Regions from separate parts of the Mus musculus genome. Here region 2 is linked to region 1. Evidence: chromatin loops called from intact Hi-C (ENCODE). Cell type or tissue: heart. All regions are shown on one strand. Each heading gives the region's core, and the rest is flanking DNA. Links, peaks and the distances in the headings are about the cores only.

Region 1 (9,093 bases), core at 822-8,821:
GGGAGCCCCAGATGGCTTTCTCTACCTCCTCAGTGCTGCAAGTATAAGCATACACCCACACTTGGCTATTCACATGGGCGCTGGGCATCAAATTCAGCCCAGGTTCCCACTTAATGGCTGAGCCCATGTTTTAGTCAGGGTTTCTATTCCTGCACAAACATCATGACCAAGAAGCAAGTTGGGGAGGAAAGGGTTTATTAGGCTTATACTTCCATACTGCTGTTCATTATCAAGGAAATTCGGACTGGAACTCAAGCAGGTCAGGAAGCAGGAGCTGATGCAGAGGCCATGGAGGGATGTTCCTTACTGGCCTGCTTCCCCTGGCTTGCTCAGTACGCTCTCTTAAAGAACCCAAGACTACCAGCCCAGGGATGGTACCACCCACAAGGGGCCCTCCCCGCCTTGATCACTAATTGAAAAAATGCCTTACAGCTGGATGTTATGGAGGCATTTCCTCAACTGAAGCTCCTTTCTCTGTGATAACTACAGCCTGTGTCAAGCTGACACAAAACCACCCAGTATAGCCCTCTTCCCAACCTCTGCTTGCTCTGTCTTTACTTTCCATAACTCAAAACACAGAGAAGCCAGTCGTGGTGGTGCACGCCTTTAATCCCAGCACTCGGGAGGCAGAGGCAGGCAGATTTCTGAGTTCGAGGCCAACCTGGTCTACAAAGTGAGTTCCAGGACATCCAGGGTTATACAGAGAAACCCTGTCTTGAAAACACACACACACACACACACACACACACACACACACACACACACACACACACAGAGGAAGGCAAACCAGTAACATCTGCTGCAACCAGAGAACCAGTGGGAACAGAAACAAGCCGTGCTCTTTCTGAGATCTGAGAGCAGAAACTGTCAACTTCCGGTTATTGTCATGGCAACTGTGAGGGCTATTTTCCTACCACTGGTGGCATTAACATGATGGTCTCACTGGCTGCCCACCTGAGCATTCACTTACGTCACCTGGAGTTTCCTGGTTTTCATTTGATGTTTAAATACTTCAGCTTGGACAGCGTACCATGTGAACCCCGGGGCCAGCTGCTGGAAATCTGCAGTGTTCAGGAAGAATACCACTCCAGTTGCTGGTAAGCCTTGAAACACTAACCTGGTAGCCTCACTTCAGACATGGTTGCTATGCCTTCAAATAATCTCTAGTGTATGGATTGTTCATTATCGGAGACGCTCTTACAATTAAAGGTTTCCATTTTTGTTATGCATACGAGAGTTTTGCCTCTATGTATGTGTGTGCCTGGTGCTCTGGAGTGTCCTGAAGAGATCAGCAAAGGACTTTAGATGCCCTAGAACTGGAGTGGCGGATGGCTGTGAGCCTCCATGCTTGGCAACCAAAATGGGCTCCTCTGTAAAAACAGCTATTTCTCCGTTGCATGGGTTTTTTTGTTTTGTTTTATTTTTTGTTTTTGTTTTTGTTTTTGTTTTGTTTTGTTTTGTTTTTCGAGACAGGGTTTCTCTGTATAGCCCTGGCTGTCCTAGAACTCACCTTGTAGACCAGGCTGGCCTCAAACTCAGAACTCCACCTCCGCTGCCTGTTAATTTAAAACTCCATGCCTTCTGGGACTGCACTCTCAGCTTCTCAGCTTGGCTCTAAGAACTCGCTGCAGCTGCTCCCACTCCAGATAGCTCCGCAATGGCCAGCAGTTAGCGCCACCAATCCTCTAACAACTGGAGAAAGCTCAGAGCTGTGATCAGTCTATACTGACCAACCAAGCCCGAGGCTAGCTCCACCAACCACCAACGACTGCCCCAAGGCTGCCCTTTCTCCTGCCCACCTGAGTCACAGAGGATGGAAAACATCAGACAGCCTTAGTATTTTAAAGCCAGCCAGATAACACAACCACTGAGCATGGAACCTACTGCCCTGAAGTCATCAGCTATCCTGTGTCAGAATTCTTCCGGTGTTGAAGCAGCCACCGGTTCTAGTTGGTCCCAGACCTTACATGGTTCTGTGCTCCTCTCCCCAAAACCTGACTGAAAAGCCTACTCACTATCTTATCTCCTTCTGGGACCTGGAAAATCCCACCTCTTTATTTTCACCCAGTGATTACCTTCTGCCATCTTTATTGACATAATCAAGAAACAATTAGGGAACCAGATTTCAGTATCAGCCCCTCCCACTACATTTCTCCAGTCCCCGAAATTAATCATTTTGGCTGGGAAGTAGTTCACTTGCCTGCCCTGTGTAAGGGCTCTGATGGTGATCCCTAACACGCAGGCGCGCGCGCGCACGCACACACACACACACACACACACACACACACACACTTTTAATCCTTAAAATGAATCTCATTCACATTACATATTTTGCATACTCTGGGCAGGGATGTTTGCCCTTGTGTTACCTGGGATAGGAATCCAAGGAGTGTAACTGATCCCACTTTTCAAATTCTTGTTCTCATAGAATAATAATAAATTTAACTAAGTAAGTGTATGATTTGTATATTGAAATAGAAAAGAAATGGTCTGCAAATGTGGATTCTGGAATCCCCCCTCCCTTTTCCTATTTGTAATCCTTTGATCTCCTTCAGTCGTCCTTACTTTACTCCTTAACTAAGACTTTGAGTGCTGCACTGGACAGAGTGGACATCCTTGACTTGGTCTTGACTTTAGTGGAAACACTTTGAGCTTCTCTCCATTTAACTTGATATTGACTGGCTGTAAGCCCCCTTCATTATGTCTCTGTCCCTGTAAGCCTCGTTTCACCTGTACTTTATCTTGAATGAATGTTGGGATCTGTCAAAACCTTTCCTGCATCTGTGAGATGATCATTTTGTTTTTGCCTTTTAATTTCTATGTGCTGGGTATGTTTGCTGATTTACATATGTTGAACCATGCGGCTCTGGGATGAAGTCAACTGGATCAGTGGATGGTCTTTCTGATGTTTCCTTAAATTCAGTTTTTGAGTACTTTATTGAGAATTTCTGCATTATGTTCATAAGTAAGGGCTATACTTTTCATTTTTGTTGAGTCTCTGTTTTAGTATAGGGACTTTGTAAAAAGAATTTGGAAGAGTTCCCTCAGTTCCGATTTTGTGAAATGATTTGAGGATTATTGACATTAGTTATTCTTTGAAATTCTAGTAGAATTCTGCACTGAGTCTACTAGAACATGGGTTTTTTTTTTTCTTAGTTGGGAGTTTAATTGATGCTCTATTTAACTAGGGGTATGGGTCTGCTGATGTCATGTTGATTTTAGTAGGTAATGTTTATAAAGAAATGTATCTATTTCATGTAGGTTTTCCAGTTTGGTGAAATACTGATTTTAAAAGTATGTCTTCATGATTACCTGAATTTCCTCCATGTTTGTTGTTATGTCTCCCCTTTTATCTCTAACTTATTAATTTGGTTATTTACTAATCGATTGTTTTTCCCATACACTCTTTGTGGATGCTATTTCTTCTTTTTTTTTCCCCCCCTAAAACTTTCAAGTGTATCATTTTTATTAGTGTAAGATCTGTCTGGGTTTTTTTGTTTTGTTTTTTGTTGTTGTTGTTTTTTATTTTTATGTAGGAACTTAGCGCTATGAACTGACTCATGGCATTGCCTTCATTGTGTAAGCATATTTTGTGTTGTCATTTTCATTCAATTCTAAAAGGATTTTAACTTCCATCTTGAATTTTGCCTTTGAAAAAAAAAAAAAAAGGTTCTTGCTCTAGGGCTCCACATGAGACCCTGTCAGTTATCTTCAGGAGATCGTCTGCTTTTAGTCGAGTGGGTAAATTCTGCTGCAAGAATACTGTACGTTTAGGGAATCACATTTGAGGTGGGGTTGGAAGGACATGAGATGCAAGTCTCTTGTGGAGAGAATGCCAGGTGTAGAATAGGAGGGGAGAGACTGGAAGGCTTCTGGGAGGCTCAGGGAACCGGAAGGCTAAGGAAGCGAAGCCCGGAAAAAAGAATCCAGCTCAGGGCTGATGACAGAGAAAGGTCATGGTCGGGCTTACTTTTCTAATGGATCAATCAGAAGATGTTCCCGGGGTTCCAAGAGACATGGAAAGGAAGACTTGGGAAGAAGGTGGGACAGCTCGTGGGGAGGAGGATGGAGGAGTGGGGAATGGGGAGATGGGAAAATGGGGCTGCATGTGTTATAAGGTCCCCTGGGAGAGAGCCGGAAGAAAGAATAAAGAACAGACGATTCATTGTCTATGGGGCTGAATTAGCGATGTGAGATGAAAACAGACATGAACCCCGGAGAAAAGGTATGTCACCTTTTATCCAGCTACTAAGGACCCGCATTGTGAGATGGGAAGTCTGCCATTCCTGCGGGGAAGAAAAGGGCAGCAGAATTGAGGAGGGAAGACTGGGGGAGGGGCGGGCGACACAGACAGCAGCTTCAGGTGCCAAGGGCCCCCTCTACAATTAACCCAGAAAAAAAAATGTTCTCAAGAAGAGTGGCCGCACCAATCCTGTAAAAAGAAGATGATGCAGAGATTAAATTGACCAGAGAACTGGATCTGAGTGGGATTAAGGCAGTCACATCTGGTGATAGTTTTGTCATGTCTCCAGGGAAGGAACATGGGGCACTATTTTAACTTCACCATGTGTCGGGATTTACACAGTGAGCAGAGACTGCGACTCAGACCACAGGAATTATCACTCCTACTTCTAGAAGTTTCTGAGACTTTGTGGAAGGCCCCTCCTCTGTTCCTAGCCGGTTTGTTTAGTGTTTCCTTTTCAGGCAGGGTCTCCATGGCTGTCCTACAATTTGCATAGATCCTTCAGTCTCAGGATCTGAAATGCCTGGATTACTGATGAGAGCTGTCAGACAGCCCTGCTCATCTTTTGGGCCTTTAGCTATCTATTGAGGAAATCATGAGGTCTGTCAGACGCTGAGAAGACAGATACATTTATGTTGCACTGAGCAATATAATTATTTATTCTGAGTTTTCAGCATAAGGGTTTATTCAGCTTACACTTCCATACTGCTGTTCATCACCAAAGGAAATCAGGACTGGAACTCAAGTAGGTCAGTAAGCAGGAGCTGATGCAGAGGACATGGAGGGATGTTCCTTACTGGCTTGCTTCCCCTGGCTTGCTCAGCCTGCTCTCTTATAGAACCCAAGACTACCAGCCCAGGGATGGTCCCACCCACAAGGGGCCCTCCCCGCCTTGAACACTAATTGAGAAAATGCCTTACATCTGGATCTCATGGAGGCATTTCCTCAAGGGAGGCTCCTTTCTCTGATAATTCCAGCTTGTGTCAAGTTGCCGCAAAACCAGCCAGTTCACCAGTAGATGGCAATATTGGCCCAGAAAAGCCAACCATACCTGTGGGAGGGCCTCAGGACACCGATGCTACAAGGACTATCTACTTGAGAGATATTTTGCTTTTAATTCATTGTTGTTCCGTTAATTTGTGGTTTCTCTTTCATCTCAGAATAGTAAAGTTATAAATAAAGGAAAAGAAAGTTCCAGAAGCCTTAAATTCTGCGTTCTGAAAGTCACTCTTCTTAGAAGCACTTCGTTTGAGGTAGCAGGCTGTGAGGCGACTAGCAATCAGGATATCCACACAAAATGGAACTCAAAAAGATTTTGCTGACGTCACTAAGAACACCAGAACAGAAATCAGTTACATGTCACTTCCAACATTTAAAATAGCGTTCAGTTTTAGTCCTAGTCTCATGGAAATTGAAGCCGCACATACTTACCCCAAACTCAGAGAACGATAACATAGACATAGGAGTTGGAGGTAATTTAAAACATTTTAAAGATTATATATTAATTGTACTAATGCATAGTCACAGATTTCATTGTGACATCTTCATGAACGTAATACAACGTGTTTTGATCAGATTTAGCTCTGGCTATCCCCACTCTCCCCTGTACGTCCTCACCATAGCTACTAGCCCCTACTTATTAAAAAATTTTGTAACCCAACGAGTGTAATTAGGGTTAGACTACTAATTACTTCTTACTGGATCATGGGTGTGAGGTTTCTTCCAAGATCATGACCACTTTACGTTGGGCACACCACTGAAGAGAAAGTCTCTCTTCACTTTATCAAATGTGAGCTTCCTGGAGAGCCTCGTAAGGGGTGGAGCTTTAGGTAAGGTTGGGGTTTCAGGTAGGGGTGAGGCCTCTGGTAGGGATGGTGCCTCGGGGTTAGGGTTAGAGTTAGGGTCCCTCCCTTCTCCATAGCAGTGTTTTGTCTGGCTGAGGCTTGTAACAGATTTTATTTGGGTCCTCACAGTTGCTTTAAGTAATTTTAACACTTTAACCTTATACTCCAGATTAAATTTATACAAACACAATAAAAAATCAAATAAGGAAATGTAACAGAAACCCTCTTATGTCATTTACAACAATACCACTTACAAGAATTGGTTTGCCTTGTTTTCTGAGGTGTTCTACTTTATTGTTCAATCTATATTTTTCACTAAAAGTAGCCAAAGGCCCTTTGTAATAAATAAATATCAAATGGGCCATAAATATTGGATATTTTAAGAACCAGTGCATCATAATCAAGGACTTATCCTAGACAGCTGTATTTAGGGGTTAATAACAACTTTGCAGGATCACGGGTAGTGGGCAGTGCTCGAAAGCTTAGATGGGGAACGTTCCCTTTGCCTTGATGATGCTTCTTATCTCGTACCTATATTTAGATAAATCATTCTGGGATCTCTTAAGACATATGTTGATGTCTTCACATGGCAAGCTTGCTTGTAATTTAGTTTCCAATGTAGATGGAAATCATCTGTGACTAGCTTTAGCTGTGACTAAATTGACTTATTCGTTACTGTATGTGTTCATTTAATAATTATCTGTTAAGCCCCTGGATACCAACAAGATAGGATTAAGGAAAAATGTTAAAAACATACTTTAAAGAAACACATTCTTCTACGTCGCTTATAAATACAAGCTCAGATTCAAGTGAACGCTGGACCGTCACCGTGGCAGCGTACTGACTGCTGTAAGCAGCACTTATGTCACCTTCCCAGAGAGTTCATGAGGTTGGTGCTAATGCAATCAAGTAAGTAGTGGCTGGCTCAATATCTTAGCAGCAGGGTATGATGACCTTGGGGACGATTCGAAATTTCTCTAGTGCCAAGAAACATCATTTGGGTCCTTAGGATTTGCCAACTGCTATCAGACCAAAATGATTTTATCCATTAGAGAAAATTTATTGAACAATAGCTATGTGCTCAGTCGTGTGTGTCCAGTGGTATGTATGTATCAAGGGCTGTGTGCCTAGTGCTGTATGCCCGATGCTATGTGCCCTGTGCTATGTGCCCAGTGGTGTTTGAGTGTGTGCAGGGCTGTGTGTCCAGTGCTATGTACCCAGTAATGTACTGTAGCATTCTGTACTATATTGACTAAGAACTGTAGAATGAATCCCTTCTTGTGAGAAGCACATTCAATAACACTTTATTTTCTCTTCCCTCAAAATCACATTTAATACAGAATTTTGATATAGTTTTCTTTTTTACTAAGATTTTTCAGAAAAGAGGAATATATAAATATTCCCAGTGATGTAATTGAAGAAAATGAATATTCTAGAATCGAATGGAAAATTCCCTTAACTGCAAGGGTAACTCAGTGATGAGTCCAGCCCGTGCAGTGACAAGAGAAACGGAACATCCCTAATGCCTCTCAGTCCAAAAACACAAGACTGAGTTAGAAACAGAACAGAACCAGGCTTCCCTCTCTGCTGTTGCCATGGATGGAAACATGTGGTGGCCACAAGAACTTGGAGTAGTGGATGAATAGGCCAAACCACCTAACAGGAACAGTCCTAAAGACAGCATTGAAGCAACACCAGTGGTGACCCAGGAAGTCATGATTCTTTGGGGGTCTAGACAGTTTCTTGAATCAGACTGTGGATTTGCAAGGGATGAAAACTTGGTTACCATTAGCAACTGACCCATAAAGAACAGTGACAAAGTCCTAGTGACATTATCACAGTCACCGGTGATGTTCATGGTCAGCAAGGGGCTGGCTGACCCAGGCTGAACTCAATAAAGTATAGTCCACTGTGAGGCAGTATTTGTTAATAATAATATAGTCTACTGTGTATGCCAACAAATCATGTGGGCCATTGCAAGGGACTAAGGATATTGAAAACCCAAACAAACAAAATAGGAAAATCCTAAACACTATTCATCAAACTCAGAATTGAGGAAACTCTTGGGGGGGGTAATGTATTGATTTATCATTGTGGGGGCAGTGCAGATAGATAGATAGATAGATAGATAGATAGATAGATAGATAGATAGATAGATAACAGTAGACATTTGGGGGAGTTGGTCCTGGGATTCTACCCATTTGAGGCAAGGTCTCCCCTTCCCTCTTTCTGCCACTCAGCTGCATCCACCAGGATAGATGGCTCAGAGGTTCTGGGAGCTTCTCTTGTCTCTGCCTCCTATTTTGTGGTGTGAAGTGCTGGGATTTCAGACTCTCCTCCTGGTTTTTCCTGTGGGCTCCAGCAATCGCAGTGCATCCTCAGGCTTGCAGACTTAAACTTTTACCTGCTGAGTCATCCTTCCAGCCCTCTTTGAAATATTTAATAAGATTCTGTTGTTGTGATATATATTTGGAACTCTATTAGTTCTTATAATGACCCAGCCAGCCCCCCAATAATTGAGGCAGAATCCTATAGACTTATTTAATCAGCTTTAGCTCAGTTACTGGGCGATTGATTACCTGTAAACTATTTCTCAGTGCTAGACTGGCTATTTCCAGCTGCAATACCAAGTTCCCTGCTCTTCCCTGAGTCTCTACTGGGTTATTTCGGCTCCATCTGTCTGTCCTCAGGGTGCACTTTTCTGGCCAAGTGCTCCTGGCCCTGCCTGGCTAGTGGAAACCTCCTGGTCTTTGTCTTTCTCCTTTCCCCAGAGTTCCCTACCTTCAAACCACAGCCCAGGTAACGGAAACCCCGCCCACCTCTATTCTCCCTAGCAATTGGCTGTGGCCACTTTTATTTAACCAGTCAGAGAAGATTGGCAAGCAAAGAATCTGCCCATCAGGATGCAAGCAGATCTTGGGGCCTGGATTTAGCATTTGAATACAAAGAAGCACCTGACCAACCCCAAGGAGACTGAGATTACAGCACAGGGTTTTAATCCTAGCA
Region 2 (9,093 bases), core at 718-8,717, 340 kb after region 1:
TCTGCCTGCCTCTGCTGCCAAGTGCCAAGATTAAAGGTGTGCACTACTACTGGCTAGCTTGCTGGCTTCCTTCTTTCCTTCCTTCTTTCCATTCTTTTTTAAAAATCACCTCTTTTAAAATGTATTTGTCTAAGCAAGGCATGGTGGTGCATGCTTGTAATACCAGAACTCGGGGGCCAGGAGAGGCAGGAGGTCAGGGTCATTCCAGCTGCTTGGCAAGTTCGAATCCAGCATGAGCTTCAGGAGACCATCTCCTCTTTATTTCAGTTATTACTTCCCTCAGTTATCCTGCCCAGCTTTACAAAGCCGCGCTTATGCTTGTGACAGTTTAATTACAGGAATTTGCTGATTGGGTAGATGAGACACGCAGAACACTTGTCAGAGTCACTCAATATATACAGTTAAATTTTCCCTTGCGGACACACAAGTTGACCTCTATAAAAAGGCCTTGACGAGTCACTAACATGTGCGAAAACTTGAGTTCCATTTATTTCAACGAGTGTTGAGGAAAGACCTCTTTTCTAAAAACTAGTTGTAGGAAAGACACCTGATTCATTGGTTGGCTACTCAGACAATTCTGCTGTCAGTGAAGGAATATCAGGATCAACAGAAAACTGGTATGTGTTCCTGTTCAGTGCACTGAGACATAGGTAAGTGTTACCTATGTCGCCCCAGACTGTAAGTTTGCTAGATTAGCAATAAAAAGGCTTCAAATTCAAGGAATAGCTCTGATGCCATGGTGATTGTCTGCCAGAAGATAAGGTTGTAATCCATAAATGTTTTGAGCACATTATTATTAGAGTATTTAGTCACAGTTTTAAGGGCAAAGAAAAATAAGATTTGTAGTGTTGCGATTATTTAAGGAAATGTTTCTCGTTTTCTCTTTTTAAAGTTCTCAGCAATGTGTAAGGAATATAAAAGAAGAGAAGTGTGACTTTAAGAACATCATATATTTATATTTTATTGTAAATTGTAAAGCCAGGATTTCAGAGGTCTTGATTCATGAGAGCCCTCATTAATAAATGTAACCTCCCCTCCCCAGCCTGAAACCTGTTTGCTCAGGTTTCAGTGTTAGAGAGCATTGGGGCGGAGCTTGCCGCCCTATCATCCTGCCACTCCCACTGCCTGCGTCCTAGCTGTTCCGGAGCCTTCGCGTGTTCACCTGCAACCTTACTCCACGATGATTTGGCGGGAATCGGGCCCCTTCCCCTGCTTCATAACTGAGTGTCGGAATTAGTAAAATCGAACCTTGATCAGAATGACTGCCTTGGTTTTATCATTCTCGCGTTCGCCTAGTCCCCTATTCTCTTCCAGATTCCAAGATGCATTTCCAGACTAGAACCCGGACATGTGAGCCGCTGGCCGGACACAACAAATAAACATGTTATTTTGTGGGTGAATAATCTATTGGGGGGTGCTTGCTTCAGTGAAAATGAGTAACGATGAGGTTTTAGCTCTGTGGTTGTATTCCTTTGTAAGTATATCATCATGGAAGTCATGAACCTCACTTGGAGTCAAGGAACATTGAGGTCTGTAAAAGGGAAACAGACACATCTGAGTAATTCTAGTGGTTTTCTTCTTGTTTAAGACTCAGGTCAACGAGTATCCACGGAGATAGATCCTTGTTTTAAAAAATAATGCTTCTCGTTTATTTCAGACCCACTGTTTAGATCTCTGACAGCCTTGAGCAGTTGGCAGTTGCCAGTATTTATGTCTACCAGGAGTGTGGGTAGGAAGTCTCATTTGCAGTACACCAATCTCCAAAGATTTCCTTTTGAAAACATTTTTTCTCCCTTCCTTAATTTTTACATTCCTGTCTTACTAGTGTTTAGTGGATAATTTTGTTGTTTCTGTGTTTTGAGGACAAAAATCTATTATCATACCAGAATGTTTGTTCTCAATTTACATATCAAATATGCCTTATTTTCTTCTCATTTAGATTTCCATTTATAACAGTTGCAGTTTTAACATACTTCACTGGAGATCCATTTATTTATAAATAGCCTATTGTACATTTGAACAAATAAACCAATAGGCAGTGTTTTCCTATTGTAAAGGAGTTTCCTATTGAAATCTGGAGTTCCAGATGCTGGTTAGCTTTAATGTGGGTGCTGGGTAATCAAACCTGGGTCCTCTGGAAGAGTAGCCAGTGCTCGGGGTGCTTGACCTAACCTACTATATTTCATTTATTCAGAGACATACTCAACAATCAACAGTAATAAAAAGCTCCAATCATAGTAGTCTGTGCACTGAATCGGTGGTGTGGGTGTCTCTCTTGTGTTGGGGGTGGGGGGGTCCAGCCCCAGGGCAGCTTCTAAGAGCAAATGCCATAAAAGTGTATACATGGGTGAGTACAGGAAATGCTGCTAGGTGGTCAGTTTGGGTCCAAGCCTATTGCAGATTACTATAGAACAAAGGAAGCAGTTCGATTGGCTTCTTTCATGATTGGTTTCCGAGGACACAACCAATAAGAATATGTAATCAATTCGGGCAGTAAAAGCAGAAACAAGGTATGAGAAAGTGTCCTTATAATAGTAGTTAACAGCACAAAATGGCAGGCTAGCCAGGTAAGAGGTTACCTAGGCCTTATCTAATCTGAAGTAGGCCTTCACATTCGATCTAGGCCTTAATAGTTTACCTGTACCTTAACAGCTAGCAGCTTTGCCCTCTGAGCCATCGCACATGCATGTATAGATGGATGAATATCTTTCTCTGTATTCATTCATTTATGAGATGCAAAGTCTCTGTACATGGTGCAAAAACATACAAGACAGACCAGGCCGGCCTCTCAAGTAAGTTCTGCCTCTGCCTCTCCCCAGTGCTGAGATCAAGACAATGTTTCTCTGCGTAGCCCTGGCTGTCCTGGAACTTACTCTGTAGACCAGGCTGGCCTGGAACGCAGAAATCTGTCTGCCTCTGCCTACAAAGTAGTAGGACTAAAGGCATGCCCCACCACTGCCCGGCAGTCTATTACTTTTAAATGCCAGATGAATCCATTCTTTTACATTTTCGGGTTGGTTTGTTAGTTGATTTTATGTTGTTTTTCTGGAAGTGTGGTGGCCTACCACCCACTCAAGACCAGGCATGAGAAATAAATAAGTAAAGATCTCTGAAACACAAATCTGGGGTTGGTACTAGCTGGCCATGGAAACACATACACACATGGAGTATTAAGCAGCTACATCCTCACCTGTGGGGGAGAGGGACATGAAACAGTTTCCACAGCCTTTTTATTGGTGGTGATGGTGATGATGGTTAGAATTCCTTGTTTATTTCTAAGAATCCCTGGGAAATATGATTTCTTTGATCTGTGTACCCTAGACTAACACACACACACACACACACATGCACACAAACATGGAGTGAGTGAGAGAGAAAAAGTAAGGAGAAGTGACATGAATTTTAGGAAAAAGAGATATTAATGGATTAATATTACTTCCATACATACAGACAGACAGACAGAAAAAAGAGAGAGAGAGAATTAGAGTAGAGCTGGGGCAGTTGTGGCACACACCTTTAACCTTGGGCAGATTTCTGCGTCCAAGGTCACCCTGGCTTACAGAGTGAGTTCTCTTTTCTCTTCTTTTCTTTCTTTCTTTCTCTCTCTCTCTCTCTCTCTTCCTTTCTTCATTCCTTCCTTCCTTTCTTTCTTTCTTTCTTTCTTTCTTTCTTACTTTCTTTCTTTCTTTCTTCCTATTATTATTTTTCTTTTTTTTTATGAGATAGGGTTTCTCTGTGTAGCCCTGGCTGACTTGGAACTCACTCTGGAACTCCAAGAAACTTTCTATGCAGACTTGGTTTCAGATACCTGTGGTTCCAGACTAAGCCAGCCTGCTCAGGGACATCACAGATAACTAGAAACATAGATTTCACCACCTCTTCATTCTATGTAACCAACCATGTAATATAGCAACACTGCACAAAAGCACTTGATAGTAAATAATTCAAAAGAATAAATTTATAGTTCTACTTTCTGATCATAAGAAAGATACTCAGTGAAAGCTGAAATGCAATCAGTCAAAAACTCTTTAATAAAATCCAAATGGCCTTCCTTATCAAACTTCTACAGACAACAGGACTAAATAGATCATGTTTCTCACTATTCAAAAACAAAAAGCAAAAATAACAGGCTAGGCAGTGCCTTTAATCCCAGCACTTGGGAAGCAGAGGCAGTCGGATTTCTGAGTTAGAGGCCTGCCTCACTCTACAGAGTCTCAACAAACAAAACAAAACAAAAAATAAAACAAACAAACAAACAAAAAGAAAGAACGAAAAGGAAAGGCAGAGTCAGGCTTTTACAGGTTTGAGGACAGCCTGCTCTACAAACTGTGTCCGACCCAAGACTGAAAGTCTCTGAGAGGAGTGGTCAGTGGGCAGGTCGCCTACAGCTCACAAAGGAAAAGGCAGAAGTGGTGTCAGGAGCTCCATCTGCTGGGGGACTCTGGGCTTGTCAGCTCTGGGTCCCAGCCTCCGGTCCTTGGTCCTCTGACTGCCGCCGGCAATCCCAGAGCTGGGAGCAGGGACCTTCGGAAGCAGAAGATAGGGCAGAGGGGAAGGAGCTGTGGGTTGAAGATGAGGCTCTGTTTCGGGCTTGGGGCTGCATGCTCACCCGGGGAGCGAAAGCAGCTGGAGGAGGAGTTGGCGTGGCAGGGCGAGCCCTGCCCGCCTTGTCACAGCCGGGCCAGAAAGCATGCTGGTCCAGGCAGGGTTTTAACCGCCGCCTCTGCTGCTGCTGTGCTGACCCACCCGTGCGCGTGGGAGCAGAGGGGGAAGGGCTCTGAGACGCATGGGGAATCTATGGTTTGATTTATGGCAGTGAATTCTAGAAGAGGTAGGGCTGTTGATCCAGGTGGGACCCAGGTCTGCTCTGAAAAACAGTGGCTTTAACTTCAAAGATAAGAGTCAAACCAAAAGTCCCCTCTAGTGACCATTTTACATTAAAAGTCGGTCACTCGGAGGAGCAAAAAGTCTGCCAAGGTCCCTTCTTAATTTCTACTGAAAGATTATGGGCCCTTGATCTAACTTCAGTCCAGTGGTCTAAAGTCAAACTTAGTGGGGGTCGTTACAGTCCATCCAATATCACGGAAAACACGAAACAAACACAAAACAGACACACACACACACACTGACAAATACCTGAAAACAGACACAAAAAACAAACACACACTGACAAACGGACAAAAAACAACTCAGAAATGCAAAAAAGTCAGGGAAGTGCTTAAGTCTTCCAATCTAGGAAGACTATTAACTCTTTACTTTCTGCCCCAGACAGACTCCTGGAGTCCTTCCTCTCGCTCAGGGCATCCCCCCAGAGCGAGCAGCAGCCCTTCTGCTGTTCACACTCAGTGCCTCATCCCAAGGTAGAGGTCTTCATTTCTCACGAAACGTAGAGGCTGCAAATTTCAGCACTGAACCTCGCCGGCTCACAGAAATATTTTAGACAAAAAATTTCACCTCCAAGTGGGTCTTCGGAGACGTGGGTGGTCACGCCAATCCCGGATGAACCCCCAAATGAAAGACTCTGAGAGGAGCCCCTTGCTCAGGCCTCAGGACAATAGCAGACACCCAAGAACTCAGGAGAGACCAAGCTTGATGTAAACCACAGGAGGCTTTATTTGGGGAAAGCCGGAGCTCTGGGGACAACTCATATCCCACACAGAGGTAGAGGAGTCGACCTCTAGGGGAAAGAGGTCCCAGTTTTTATAGGCCCTGGGGAGAAGTGGGGAGTAGGGGATTTCCAGATCTAAACAATGTCTATTCTCAAGAAATGGGTATGGGAGGGGTACAAAGAAAGAGTCTGGTGCAGGTGTATGTAGCAACTCAGGATTGGCTGGGCTGTGGTTGCTGGGGAGATTTTCTGACTCTTTCTCAGCAACCAATATCACAAACACCAGGCAGTGAGGTGCAGCAGTGGGCACACAACTGGGTTTAAGGAACGGTTAGAACATTGGCAGACACACGAATTCAAGGAGTGGCCAGAGCATTGTGCACCTCTATTTTTCTAAATCAGTGAAGCTAGTTCTGCTAACAGAGAAATCTATTTTGCCAATTTCAGGGCTTCTGTGACCTTTTACATTCTGTCAGGATCTTTCATTCCCCACTTCTTCTAGTTACTAGTTCTAATCTTAGAACTAAGCTGCAATCTCTTCTTCAAGGTTCTGCAGAGACTGGTATTGTTGTCTTAGTACTAACAGCTGGATGGCACCAATTTTTTCTCTAATAAAGGTCACCAATTTATTAAGATTTAGTAGGCCACACATCAGCAGTAAGAGCAAAATTATTAGAGGGCCCATCAGAGTAGAAATGAGGGTGGTCAACCAAGGGGGGTTTTATTTTTCAGGAGCTTGCTTTATGTGAGAGGCATGAATCTAAACAGAGATGCCTTTTACTTTGACAGCAGTGGGGGTGGTCAGCAGCACGATGTAAGGGCCTTTCTAACAAGGTTTTAGATTCTCAGCTCGATATCATCGGACAAGAACTGCATCTCTCACCTGGAACTGGTGTGGTACCATTAAATCTCCTGGTTCGTAGGCCTCTTTGAGCTGCTCTTAGGAGGTGTTGATTATGAATCTGTATATGAATTTATATGAGATTATGCATATTTGATTATGTAAAAGTTTTTCCTTTTGAGAGTGTTATTCTCTTTTCCTGGTTCAATAGAAATTTATTGCTCCAAACTTCCCCTTAGCCTGGACAATAGGGAAAAGGCCCTAACCCTAACCCTAACCCTAACCTACCTGCTGTTTTAGGGTGAGGTGCTAAGTGCCTGAGACTACAATCTCTGGCCTCAGATGAACACAGAGGGCAGGTCAGCTACAATAGCATAGTAATTTAGACTTAGATAAGTTAATCAGATACAGTAGCATAGTAACTTAGAGAAGTAAAGTTTTTATTATTATAAAGCAACCATAAATATGTCGTAAGACAAAGTCTTACCCTCCACGGAACTCTTCCCCCTCTGCCAAGCTCTTCCCCCTCTGCTGCCTCAAGAATAACTGACAAGAAAGAAGAACCTCGCTGGAGCTGGTCCCCTGGAAGTAAGATTGTAATTCTAGGTGCTGATATCTGGTTTTGTGTGGTAGAAAATATTTGATCTCAACCCAGGATTTCTACACATCCTCTGACCATTTAGTTCCTGGATAAAAGATGCATACAACCTTTATATTTATGATAAGCCTTAGTTAGCACAAGAGTTAGGCAGATAGCTATCCTCTATATTGTATACATATTTCTCAGCCAATAATTCCATTATATAATTTTCCATGGATTTGTCTGGGCTGCTCTTAACTCTAATTAGACCACTACTTTAATTACTTTAATAGTCATTAATACATGACCATTACTTAAGGTTCTTAATTCATGGTGGTTTCTCCTCTATTTATCTTCTTCTATCTACCTCTGTTATGATCTCCTGCCATCCCCAGGCAGGGAACACCAGAAAATGCCTATCTCAACACTGCCAAGTTTTTGACTTATAGGCACTTTTATTTACAATTCAGAAATAATTTGCAGGGCGTGGTGGCACACACCTTTAATCCCAGCACTTGGGAGGCAGAGGCAGGCAGATTTCTGAGTTTAAGGCCAGCCTGGTCTACAAAGTGAGTTCCAGGACAGCCAGGGCTATATAGAGAAACCCTGTCTCAAAAAAAACAAAAAAAAACAAAAAAACAAAAAAAAAAACAACCAACAACCCACAAACAAACAAAACCAACAGAAATAACTTGGGGGCAATGTCACATAATGTCACTTGGGTTTACATGCAGGCTCTCTCATCTCTGGAACAACCAGGTCTTGGGGGCCTACACTTAACATTACACTATTGTATTGTAATGTTATAAGCAAGCAAAAGATTATTGCCCCATTCCCTTAGGGTTGGGGTGAATGGCTCTGGATATTTTAGGAATTATAGATATGTTTAACTTTAAGGGATAGTTTGCAAGTGTTGTAGCTTTGGACAGGGAGGAAACTAGAGAGCTTAGACTCAGAGATTTCTATCTTTTCTTTCTTCTTCTCTATCCTTCTTTCTTAAGTAAAGTAAAAGGGATTTGAAGAGAAAAGGAGGAATATAGTAATATCATAGAAGTTAGAAGAATAGACAAATAGGAATAGGTTGTCAAATTTACTCTTAAACAAAACATTGTATAGCCATAATCGTACATTGATAGAAAGCTTTATAATTGATGTAAAATTAAAGTTATAATTTCTTACATTGGTACAGAATTTGATATAGGATTAAGGTTTTCATTGGTATAAATCTGTATATAGATACAAAATTAGAAATTAATAATGTTACTCTTAGTTAGGTGTTGTGCCTATGCAACTAATTTAAGAGTACAAGGCTTTGACCCAGTCCTTCTAATAGCTGTTATTACAACCTGTTTAGGATGATTAGTAACACAAGTTAAGGACCAGATAGCAAAGTCATGGTTATGTTAGATTATGATTCAATTATAATGAAGTATTTTCAATTTATTCAAATAGAATGGCTAAGAGTGGTTAAGGTTTAACAGTTCAGATATACTTTATATCGATAGGTAGTGTGACATTGAATACTATTTCATTATTAAGGATCATTTGACCATGAGATACGTCTGCTCCTGACAGCTCCCCCTTTATGGTTCAAAGAAGATACTGAGCATCTTTACAGAAGAGGTTGCTTATCATGGCAAGGTAGCCATGGGAAACAAATTGCCTTTATCATCTGCAGACAAACTACTGCCCAAAACAGACAAACAGATGTGAGATAGTCAACTGGTAAGCTCTGCCAAGATAGGGTAAGCTAGTCCTGGTTCCTGCTTGATTTCAAGATCTGACAGATGGTACTGGGTCAAAAGGCTGAAGACAGATGCTACAATGTTATGAGAAATTAGGGGCTGTCCAGGTAGTTAAATGTCTCTACAAACTGCTAAAGTTTTAGAAGCTATGTTTTGTGCTTCTTATATACTCAGGTGGTTTTTAATTCATTCTTGGATTTTGCTGGAGACCATACCATGAGAAAGTAGGCCTTTCACAGTTTCCCATCCTAATAAGCCAAATGGCCTTGTGTTAAGGAGCAGGTCGCCTCCTCTTCCTTATCTCTTCCTGACTCCCAAG

What was found. A loop is a pair of places that touch in the nucleus more often than their neighbours do. Peaks named below come from ENCODE experiments on the same cell type or tissue, not always from the same donor. Only the 100,000 strongest peaks of a DNase experiment are listed, where the experiment ranks them.
Region 2: a loop joins it to region 1, with 6 times the contacts of the local background. A loop is called at or near these places in 4 of 42 quality-filtered maps.

What each region holds. Positions count from the first base shown.
Region 1 is chr10:22,476,213-22,485,305 of GRCm38, reverse strand. No RefSeq gene overlaps it. Among named protein-coding and RNA genes, the nearest start is that of Gm40610, 20 kb to the right of the region's middle. In heart, for the core only: a CTCF peak has its summit at 5,265 (motif pointing right); no DNase peak of the experiment used is centred there; H3K27me3 peaks cover 797 bases.
Region 2 is chr10:22,136,464-22,145,556 of GRCm38, reverse strand. It overlaps E030030I06Rik (RIKEN cDNA E030030I06 gene), which reads left to right. Exons shown (of 2, transcript NM_001254745.1): 2 at 1,043-1,253. The coding sequence ends at 1,136. Among named protein-coding and RNA genes, the nearest start is that of E030030I06Rik, 8.3 kb to the left of the region's middle. In heart, for the core only: a CTCF peak has its summit at 4,423 (motif pointing left); a DNase peak (open chromatin) is centred at 4,436; H3K4me3 peaks cover 736 bases; H3K27ac peaks cover 430 bases.